Linked DNA regions of Homo sapiens: region 1 is linked to region 2. Evidence: chromatin contacts called from ENCODE Hi-C or POLR2A ChIA-PET data. All regions are on one chromosome and are shown on one strand. The core of a region is the stretch at or near the end of the contact, and the rest is flanking DNA. Distances in the headings are between cores, read along the strand shown.

What was found. A loop is a pair of places that touch in the nucleus more often than their neighbours do. ChIA-PET counts read pairs that join two places held with the same protein, here RNA polymerase II (POLR2A). Pooled maps may share reads with other maps.
Region 1: a pooled map shows a loop between it and region 2 (6-fold over the local background). The contact joins the promoter of FTSJ1 here to the promoter of ARAF in region 2. A Hi-C loop is called at or near these places in 1 of 37 single-sample maps with no recorded cell type and 6 of 50 pooled maps. POLR2A ChIA-PET finds 5 or more read pairs at or near these places in 1 of 52 experiments (activated CD8-positive, alpha-beta memory T cell).

What each region holds. Positions count from the first base shown.
Region 1 is chrX:48,473,304-48,477,692 of GRCh38, forward strand. FTSJ1 (FtsJ RNA 2'-O-methyltransferase 1) reads left to right here and starts at 2,896. Exons shown (of 13, transcript NM_012280.4): 1 at 2,896-3,093. It overlaps LOC124905185 (a long non-coding RNA gene), which reads right to left and starts at 3,040. Exons shown (of 2, transcript XR_007068226.1): 1 at 2,576-3,040; 2 at 925-1,885.
Region 2 is chrX:47,558,963-47,563,756 of GRCh38, forward strand. It overlaps ARAF (A-Raf proto-oncogene, serine/threonine kinase), which reads left to right and starts at 2,243. Exons shown (of 16, transcript NM_001654.5): 1 at 2,243-2,289; 2 at 3,947-4,101; 3 at 4,264-4,367. The coding sequence starts at 4,006. LOC124905184 (a long non-coding RNA gene) reads right to left here and starts at 2,477. Exons shown (of 2, transcript XR_007068225.1): 1 at 2,122-2,477. RefSeq lists a silencer at 2,310-2,609.

The sequences.
Region 1 (4,389 bases), core at 1,646-4,145, 910 kb after region 2:
AAAAGCTTTCTCAGCTCTGCCACTTATTAGCTGTGTGGCTAAACAAGCAAATTCCTAAACCTCACTGAGTCTCAGCTTCCTCAAGGGCCTAATAACGCCTAACTCATTGGGCTATCGAGACAATTGAATTAATTAACACAGGCAGAGCACTTAAGACAATGCTTTACACATAGTTATTGCTCAATACATATTTGTGGGAGGAATTAATGATTTCTTCTCTGCGAAAGCAAAGTCCCACTTGCTGGGCTGCATATGGGATTCCAATCTGTCCTTTCATGCAGGCTCCCCACGGAGTAACTCTTTCCAGTCACTTCCTTTCCTCAAAGCAGCCCCTGGGCAGCAAAGTCCTAGTCCCCTGCCCCTGGGCCACCCCCCTCGTTCCCTCACACTGCTAAGATGCCCCCACCGGGAAAGAGCTGGCCTGGCAGCTCCCCCTTCCTTGACCCCTCCAGGAGGCCAAGGGAAGGACACCTTTACACTCAGTGGGGTGCCGGGTGGGAGCTGCAGGCCGACACCCTACTTCGGGAAGAGCCTGGAGAGTTCAGAGCCTGGCTCCTGTCCCCCAAACCCCCGGTCCTGCTGGAGGAAGCAAGTTTCTTTGCTAAAAGTTAAACATCCTCTTCGTGAGCGACAAGAAAACAGGACGTGGGAAGCGTCCCACAGGGTGAACATGGGCCCCCAATGCCTGGCACCCCCTCCTCTCTTGTGGAGCGGAGGCCTGGTGGCTCGAACCCTTCCTTTCTCACACTCGCTCGCCTCTGCAGGGGAGTCATGTTCCCACAGTCCCACAATGCCCTTGAGTTCTGCTGACAAAGCTCTGGCTTCTTCCCTGGTTCTCAGAGTCTCTACGCCTCCACCCAGGGCTCCATAGAAATGCAGGACGCACCACTGGGGAAAAAATTAAGGAACGAAGCAACAAAAGGATGAATTCAACCAACATTTATTGAACACCAACTGTGCGCCACCCCTGTTCCAGGCACTGGGAGGCAGCAGTGAACATGACAGAACAGGAATCCCTGCCTGGTGAAGCTCGTGTGCTAAGGAATCAATCATTCTGTTTTTTTTTTTTTTCTTGAGACAGGGTCTCACTCTGTCGCCCAAGCTGGAGTGCAGTAGCACGATGTCGGCTCACTGCAACCTCCACCTCCCAGGTTCAAGTGATCCTCCCACCTTGGCCTCCTGAGTAGCTGGGACTAGAGGTGCGCATCACCACGCCCAGCTAATTTTTGTATTTTTAGTAGAGACGGGGTTGCACTATGTTGGCCAGGCTGGTCTCCAACTCCTGACCTCAAGTGATCCCCCCGCCTCGCCCTCCCAAAGTTCTGGGATTATAGGCGTGAGCCACTGCATCCAGCCCTTTTATTTTTTAAAGAGACATGGGTTCTCGCTATGTTGCCCAGACTAGATTCAAACCCCTGGGCTCCAGGGATCCTCCCACCTCAGCCTCTGGAGTAGCTGGGACTAAAGGCACATGCCGCCGCCCCTGGCTAATACTCATATGCATGTTGCCAGGATTAAAATGAATGAACAAAGGGAAGGACATGCTGGAGCCAACTTATACAGGTTGGGAGGAGCTGTTCAATTTTCAGAAATTTTGCAAACTGGTTGTTAAACAGCTGGTTTAACAACTGGTTTTGTTTGTTTGTTGAGACAGGGTCTCACTCTGTCACCCACAGTGGAGTGCAGTGGCAAGATCAAGGCTCACTGCAGCCTTGACCTCCCAGGCTCATGCAATCCTCCCACCTCAGCCTCCCAAGTAGCTGGAACTACTCGCACACACCACCACGCCCGGCTATTTTTATTATTTGTAGAGACGGGGATCTCACCATATTGCCCAGGCTGGTCTTGAAGTCCTGGACTCAAGCGATCCTTCCACCTCAGCCCCCTAAAGTTAAACAGCTATGGTTAAAAATGAAATGATATAAACTTACTCAAAACTGGTAACTTCCTAATTTTACCACATTCCACTATTCTCTATGCTCTTGAGGTCATTTACCCCCATTTTATCTGTATGGTAAAAATAATACATGATAGTGCACTACTGCATCTCTTTTAAACTCCCTGTTCAGTGACCACAGGTCGGTACCTTGAAATCTAACAAGAAGATTGTACCTAAGCCATGGAAATTGGTAAATGCTAGAAACCAGCCTCCCTTCCCCCCACCCCTCCCCGCCACCACCCCCGCCCCAGCCAGTGGTTAACCATTTACCAGCACACCACTGAGGGCATTTAGAGCCTAGCACATGGTAAACACTATGATAAACGTTTTCATTATTTTTCCGTTTGTCCACTGGGTCAGGATGTATAGTCTTTTTTTGTGTCTGGGATGGAATTTAAAATATTTGAAGATCACAGAATTACAAAAGCCCAGAGAGTGGCTAAGCTACACCTATTTAACCCTCCCAATAATGCTGTTAAGTCTATACTATTGATTATCCCCACTTTCCAGACAGGGAAACTGAAGTTCTGAGGCAGTAAAACTCAGGCAGCGCCATGCATTAGCTGTAGTGCGATCTGAAATTGCAGCCGAGCAGCCTCCGCGCGCTCGCGCACTTCAAGAACGCATTTTCCTTACTGTCACGTTTATGCCCCGAGTGGTAATTTCGCTTCCCGGCACGCGAAAAATGAATGGGCGCCATCTTGCGCGTGGCATCTTGGGAAATGTAGTTTACAGGCTCAATAACAAGCACGGTCCAAGAAGGGAGGGGCGGGGGAGCAAATCGATCTTGGCCTCGGAAGAAAAAGAACAAAGAATCGCTGGCAACTTGCGCGTCGCGTCGCTGCAGCCACGCAGTGCGTGGATTCAGCCGCTTTGGCCGTGCCCGTTGCATGCCGGGAAACGCAGTTCGCGAGCCCCGGATACGTCGACAATAGATGACGGGGCTCACGTTGTACGTTCACATCAGGTCCCGGCCCGCCGGAACCTGGGCGATCCACGATGCCGAGTTTGCCACGCTGCGACAGCCCATAGGCTTGCCCCCCCGGGCATTCGGGTGGACTACGAACACAAACTGAAGCCCTAGGACTTGTCGCCCGTTTGCGCTCTCGCCGAGGCACAGGCTGCTCGCGGACCACCCTGCTCCGAAAACTAAGGTGGGCCCTGGGGCGCGGAGGACAGGAATGCGGGCGGAGGCTATTGAGGCACGCCTGCACTGTCCCGCCTGCGGGGAAAGGAGGGAGGTCCGCCCTGGGCGCCGTAGCTGTGTATGGTTCGGGCGGCTGGCACCGGGTGGGTTCTAGACCCAAGGTTTGTCTGCAGAAGGGGACCAGTAGACGGGGTGGATTCGAGGTGGGGACATGGGACGCAGCGGTCGGAGCCGCCTGGAGGGGTACCCGGTGGTCCCGATGGAGCTATCATCTTTGAGGTATTGATGAGGAGGGACGGGGAGTGTGGTCAGAAGGCTGTTTTGGGAGGTTGGGTGGAGCGTGAGGGTGGGGTGTTACTGGGGAATCAATGGGGGCTAATAAGAATATTTTAGTCGAACTGTTGTTCATTGATTGATTAATGAGGGGATGGCAGAGTAAGCAACTAGAATATAACGAGTGATGGATGGGAAAATGATCCCCCAGGTATTGATGGAGGTATGATATTCAACGGGTTAATGGAAAGTGATGGGGCATCGTAATGGCAAGGATGATGGTGAGGTTGTGGGGGGAATAATAGATGGATGGAGGTCATGATCAAGGGGCCTTGGTGAAAGAAAAGATAATGAGAGGCTGATGGTGTTGTAGTCAGAGTCAGTAGTTGGGCTATGGTGGCATGACCGTCGAGGAATTAGGGGACAGAGTGAGTAAAGAGAGGGCAATAGTAAACTAGGGTTGGGGGGGTTAACTTCTGTTGATACATAGTAGGTGAATAGTAAACTGTTGGAGTGTGATCATCCAGTGATGGATCCATGGAGAGCAGGGTGGACAGTGAGGGGAGAATGGGGAACTGATGTGTGATCAGTTAACGTGTTTGTTAATGAAAGAGTTACAGGGCAGGAGGCTAGTGCTGTGATCTATGAAGGGTCTATTGGAGAAAACTGAGTTAATGGGGGCTGATAAATCAGTAATTGAATGCTTAATGGGGAGCTAATAGACCATGATTCTCCAGGCATTGTTAGAGGTTCATAAGGATGTAGTAATAAAGGGGCCTAATCATCTAAGGGATTAATGGCGAATGGGGTGAAACGAGAGAGATATAGGGAGTGGGAGGTACAATGAAGTAGTATTAGGATAAAGGTGGAAAACAAGGGATTAATGGGGGCTAATAGGACTATATGAATCTAGGGGCAATGGGGACAACTGGGGATACAGTCAGTGAGATTTTAATGGGCATGACATGAGCAGAGAAGGGTTGATAGTGGCAGTTGCAGGGTTTAATGTGTGGAGTGTGGGTGACAGTGA
Region 2 (4,794 bases), core at 993-3,492:
ATTTTTTTAGCCATTAAATGGTGAAGATCCGAATAGAAAAGTGGAGTTGGGGCCAGGTGTGGTGGCTCAAGCCTGTAATCCCAGCACTTTGGGAGGCCGAGGTGGGCAGATCACTTGAGGTCAGGAGTTTCAGAGCAGCCTGGCCAACATAGTGAAATCCCGTCTCTACTAAAAATATAAAAATTAGCCAGGCATGGTCGTGGGCGCCTGTAGTCCCAGCTACTCAGGAGGCTGAGGCAGGAGAATCACTTGAACCCAGGAGGCGGAGGTTGCAGTGAGCCAAGATCTTGCCACTGTACTCCAGCCTGGGTGACAGAGCAAGGCTCTGTCTCAAAAAAAAAAAAAAAAAAAAAAAAGAAAGAAAAGAAAAGAAAAGAAAAGGGGAGTTGGGAAATGGAAATTATATGGGAGGCCAGTAGGCAGAACTTCTGTCTTCCTTCTTATAGACAGAGAAAGCCATGTGATAAATACAGATTGAAATATGTTGAGGCCCCCCCTCACCTATGACCTTCCTCTGATCTTTCCCATTACATTGCCAAAGGATGCTAAATCTCCAAACAGGAGAATGCAGTCACTTGAAACACAACAGGCCATTCATGGTGTTGGGGAAATAATTAAAAAGAGAATCTCGTGCCAACCCAATGAATCCTCTCCACAAAGTAGACAAGAATGAAAAGTTTTTTTTTGTTTTTTGTTTTATTGAGACAGGGTCACTCTGTCACCCAGGCTGGAGTGCAAGTGGCAAGTGGCGTGATCTCAGCTCACTGCAATCTCTGTCTCCTGGGTTCAAGTGATTCTCCTGCCTCAGCATTCTAGGTAGCTGGGATTACAGGCGCGCGCCACCGCGCCCAGCTGACTTTTTTTTTTTGCATTTTTAGTAAAGACGGGGTTTTGCCATGTTGGCCAGGCTGGTCTCGAACTCCTGGCCTCAAGTGATCCGCCCGCCTTGGCCTCCCAAAGTGCTGGGATTACAGGCATCAGTCACCGCACCCGGCAGGAATGGAAAGTTTTATAACTGAATAAGCATTACACCAGACTGTGATGCACATCACAAACAATCTGCTAAAGAGGTTTCAAAGACAGAAAGAAATCTCATCCGTTTATGTAGCAGGCAGATACAGCCCATTACAAACATATTCTCAAACAATAACTTGTGCTCAAGAAACTTGACGGCACCATTTGGTACACATACTTCATCCCAAATTCACCTGGTAATTAGGGTGGCTATCTGTGTTAGTTAATTGCCTTTATCCAAAGGAAAACGAAAACTCATATCTCTATGACAAGCAGGTAATAACTTGAAGCCAGGCACGCAGATCAAATTCCCACGAAGACAGGGAAAGACAGGGGTGCTATTTTCATTGATGTTTACATTTCAAAGAGATGGCTACAAGGCTCTTAAGAAAAACATTCCGGGGATGTAAAACTGGCAAGAGATTTAGCTTTTAAAAGGACTTACATACATCTCAAAGGGACAGAGAAAATTTTACAGTTACAAGTTTTCTAAAGGAAATGCTCTAAGAGAGACGTCTTTCTCTTTTGACACCAGGGAAAATTCGATCTTTAAAAATTTGTGTTTACCCCACAATACCTCCACACATTGACTGGCATCGTGCTCCCTTCCAGGTCCGCACTTCCCTCTTCACCTGGCCACCTGTGACTAGTTTTTCATAGTCCTAATCAACCCCATTCCTAAAGGAAGCCTCCCAGACAGCAGGCCGCCCCTCCTAGGCCCAGTCCCCCAGCCCCCGCCACACCAGAGACCCGCTGTCCTCAAAGGCTATGAACTACAGTCTCCTAGAGCTGGTGAACATCGCCGATCATTGGTTCTGATTCCAACCCATTTCAAAGATGGTAAAAACTGAGACACGGGAAAATCATAAAAGGGTGCTTAGGGCACTGGCCCAAAAAGGGTACTTAAGGATTTCTCCGCCCAGATGCCAAAGCCCTAAGGTCAGCCCCAAATGACCTGTGTTCTGCTTTATACGTCTATGCCACTGTTGGGGTTAAAGCCCTAGGCACGCAGGTCTTGCCTCAACTGCGCCTGCGCGAGTCAGGACGAGCGCTTGCCCCAGATCTTGACGTTTCAGGCGGCCCCTCCTAATCCGGAACACGACTCACATTCCGTTGGTCTTGCCTTGACAGACGTGACCCTGACCCAATAAGGGTGGAAGGCTGAGTCCCGCAGAGCCAATAACGAGAGTCCGAGAGGCGACGGAGGCGGACTCTGTGAGGAAACAAGAAGAGAGGCCCAAGATGGAGACGGCGGCGGCTGTAGCGGCGTGACAGGTGAGGGCGGGCCCGGGAGGGCTCGGTTTCTGGAGCGGCTGCCGGGCACGGGCAGGGAGCCCGGACCGAAAGCTCAGCTCCAGGATGGCTGCGCCTGGGCCCCGGCGTTCCCTGCCCGGAACCGGAGGAGTGGTTTGACCCGGGGCGAGACCATCGTCGACAGCGGGGGTGGGGTGGGTAACAGGAATAGGCGGGCAAGGCTGCGGGTGATGGTTTCGCCCGCTGCTAGTGGTGGTGCGCCTGCGCAGAGCCGGAAGCCCTTTGGTAGGCGGGACCCGACCGAGTGGTGCCGGGATTCCGTCTTAACCCCCGCTAAGGTGTCCAATGACCTTTCCTTACCAACTGCGGGGAGTGTGTGGAAACGCGGTTCACTCCCCGGTTTCCTTATTCTGGATCAGTGTCTGACCGCCCCCGCCGGGAGAATGTCAGGATTCTCGCCTCTGTAACCGCCTTCCATGATCCCTCATTCAGTTTAGACCAGTAATATGCCTGTGACCCCTCACAGGTTGTCAAGGAGAATTTTGGAGCTCCCTCTTTACCTCCATTTTTCTCCCCGCAACACCATACCTTCCTTCTCCTTTTGCTATGACAATGTCTGGTGGTCCACCATTACCTCCCCAGTTCGGCTCAATGTCTGGTCATTTCCATTTCCACCCTTCTCCCCATTACAGTCCCTAGTGACGCCTGTTACATCTCCCTTCCGCATAGTATGTAGTGACCCCCCCCCCCCATGAATTCCTCATCATAGAGGCTTGGGACTTCCATTAGCCACCTAACAACGGTGTCTGTGGTCCTAACATCAACATTACACCCCAGGGCTTAGGGATGTCCACAGTGCCCTTTAAGGACATGTTTGGTGCAACCTCCATCTTCCCCAAACTAAGGGCAGTATCTGATAATCCTCTCTTTCCCATCACCGTGCCTGCGACTCCTCCCTCACCACAGTAACTGGCATTTCCCCCGTTCTCTGTTAAAAAACCAGGACACTTTGGGAGGCTGAGGCGGGTGGATCATCTGAGGTCAGGAGTTCGAGACCAGCCTGGCCAACATGGTGAAACCCCGTCTCTACTAAAAATACAAAAAATTAGCCGGGCGTGGTGGCACACGCCTGTAGTTCCAGCTACTCAGGAGGCTGAGGCGGGAGAATGGCTTCAACTTGGGAGGTGGAGGTTGCAGTGAGCTGAGACCATGCCATTGCACTCCAGCCTGGGCAACAAGAGCGAAACTCTGTCAGAAAAAAAAAAAAACAGAAAAAAAAAAAAAAAAAACCCAGGACATTCTGTTCGTGCTTCTTATGTACCTGACGGCTCAGTGCAGTGTGTACTGACTTCCCCATTGGTCCCCAGCACAGAGTCTTGTGTGCTCCTCTACCCTCCAAGACAGTATGCTCTGTCCCCCTTCCCTGTTCTCTCCCCCGCAACCCTGTGCAGTGAAGCTGAGACCTTGGCACTCAAGAGTGAGACAAGCAACAGGAGGGCCTGAGCAGAGAAGGAACTGGAAGGACTTCAGATGTGAGCAGGATCTCTTGGACTGTCGTGTGAAAATTAGGCTGCAGGGGGCGACAGGAGCCTGGACTTTGAATTTTATTTTGTCCCCTGCCACTTTGCTTCTAGACTATCATTATTGGACCTCTGAATTCTTGTCTGCCTTCTTGTAGGAGCCCCATGGCACCTGCCCAGCCCCACCTCAGCCCATCTTGACAAAATCTAAGGCTCCATGGAGCCACCACGGGGCCCCCCTGCCAATGGGGCCGAGCCATCCCGGGCAGTGGGCACCGTCAAAGTATACCTGCCCAACAAGCAACGCACGGTGGTGAGTCATGGAAGCGAAATGGCAGGGGCTGTGGATGGACCCAGTTGTAACTCTGGGATCAAAAGGGTGACAACGGTTGGGGGAGGCCTTTGCAGAAGGATGGGAACATCAGCTGCGCTTCTGTTGGGCATTGAGGACCCCTACATCTGCACATACACACAGGTGACTGTCCGGGATGGCATGAGTGTCTACGACTCTCTAGACAAGGCCCTGAAGGTGCGGGGTCTAAATCAGGACTGCTGTGTGGTCTACCGACTCATCAAGGGGTGAGTGTGGCAGCCCCACGCCCACCCACTGGGTGTCCCACCTCCCATCCCCTCCTCAGTCATTTGATTCCTTCTGTACTTTATCACAGAGTCTTCCATTAGTCTTCCCTTAGTCTTTAGTCCCCCCTTATCTGCAGGGTACATGTTCCAAGACCCCCAGTGGATGCTTGAAACCATAGATAGTACCGAACCCAATTGCTATCAGTCGGAACATGTTTCTATTCTTGTCTTCTACCCATAAATGTAATGCCTTTTCCGTCTTAACTAAGCACGTATCATGCACTCCGGCCATCACTTTTGCAGTTTGAGGTATGACATCAAAACTAGCATGAATTTATTTTTCCTTCTTCACAATTCCAAAGATGGAAGATTCTTTCTTACAGTAGATCTCAGCAACCTCAGCATATGATTTTCTTTTAAGTCAAGA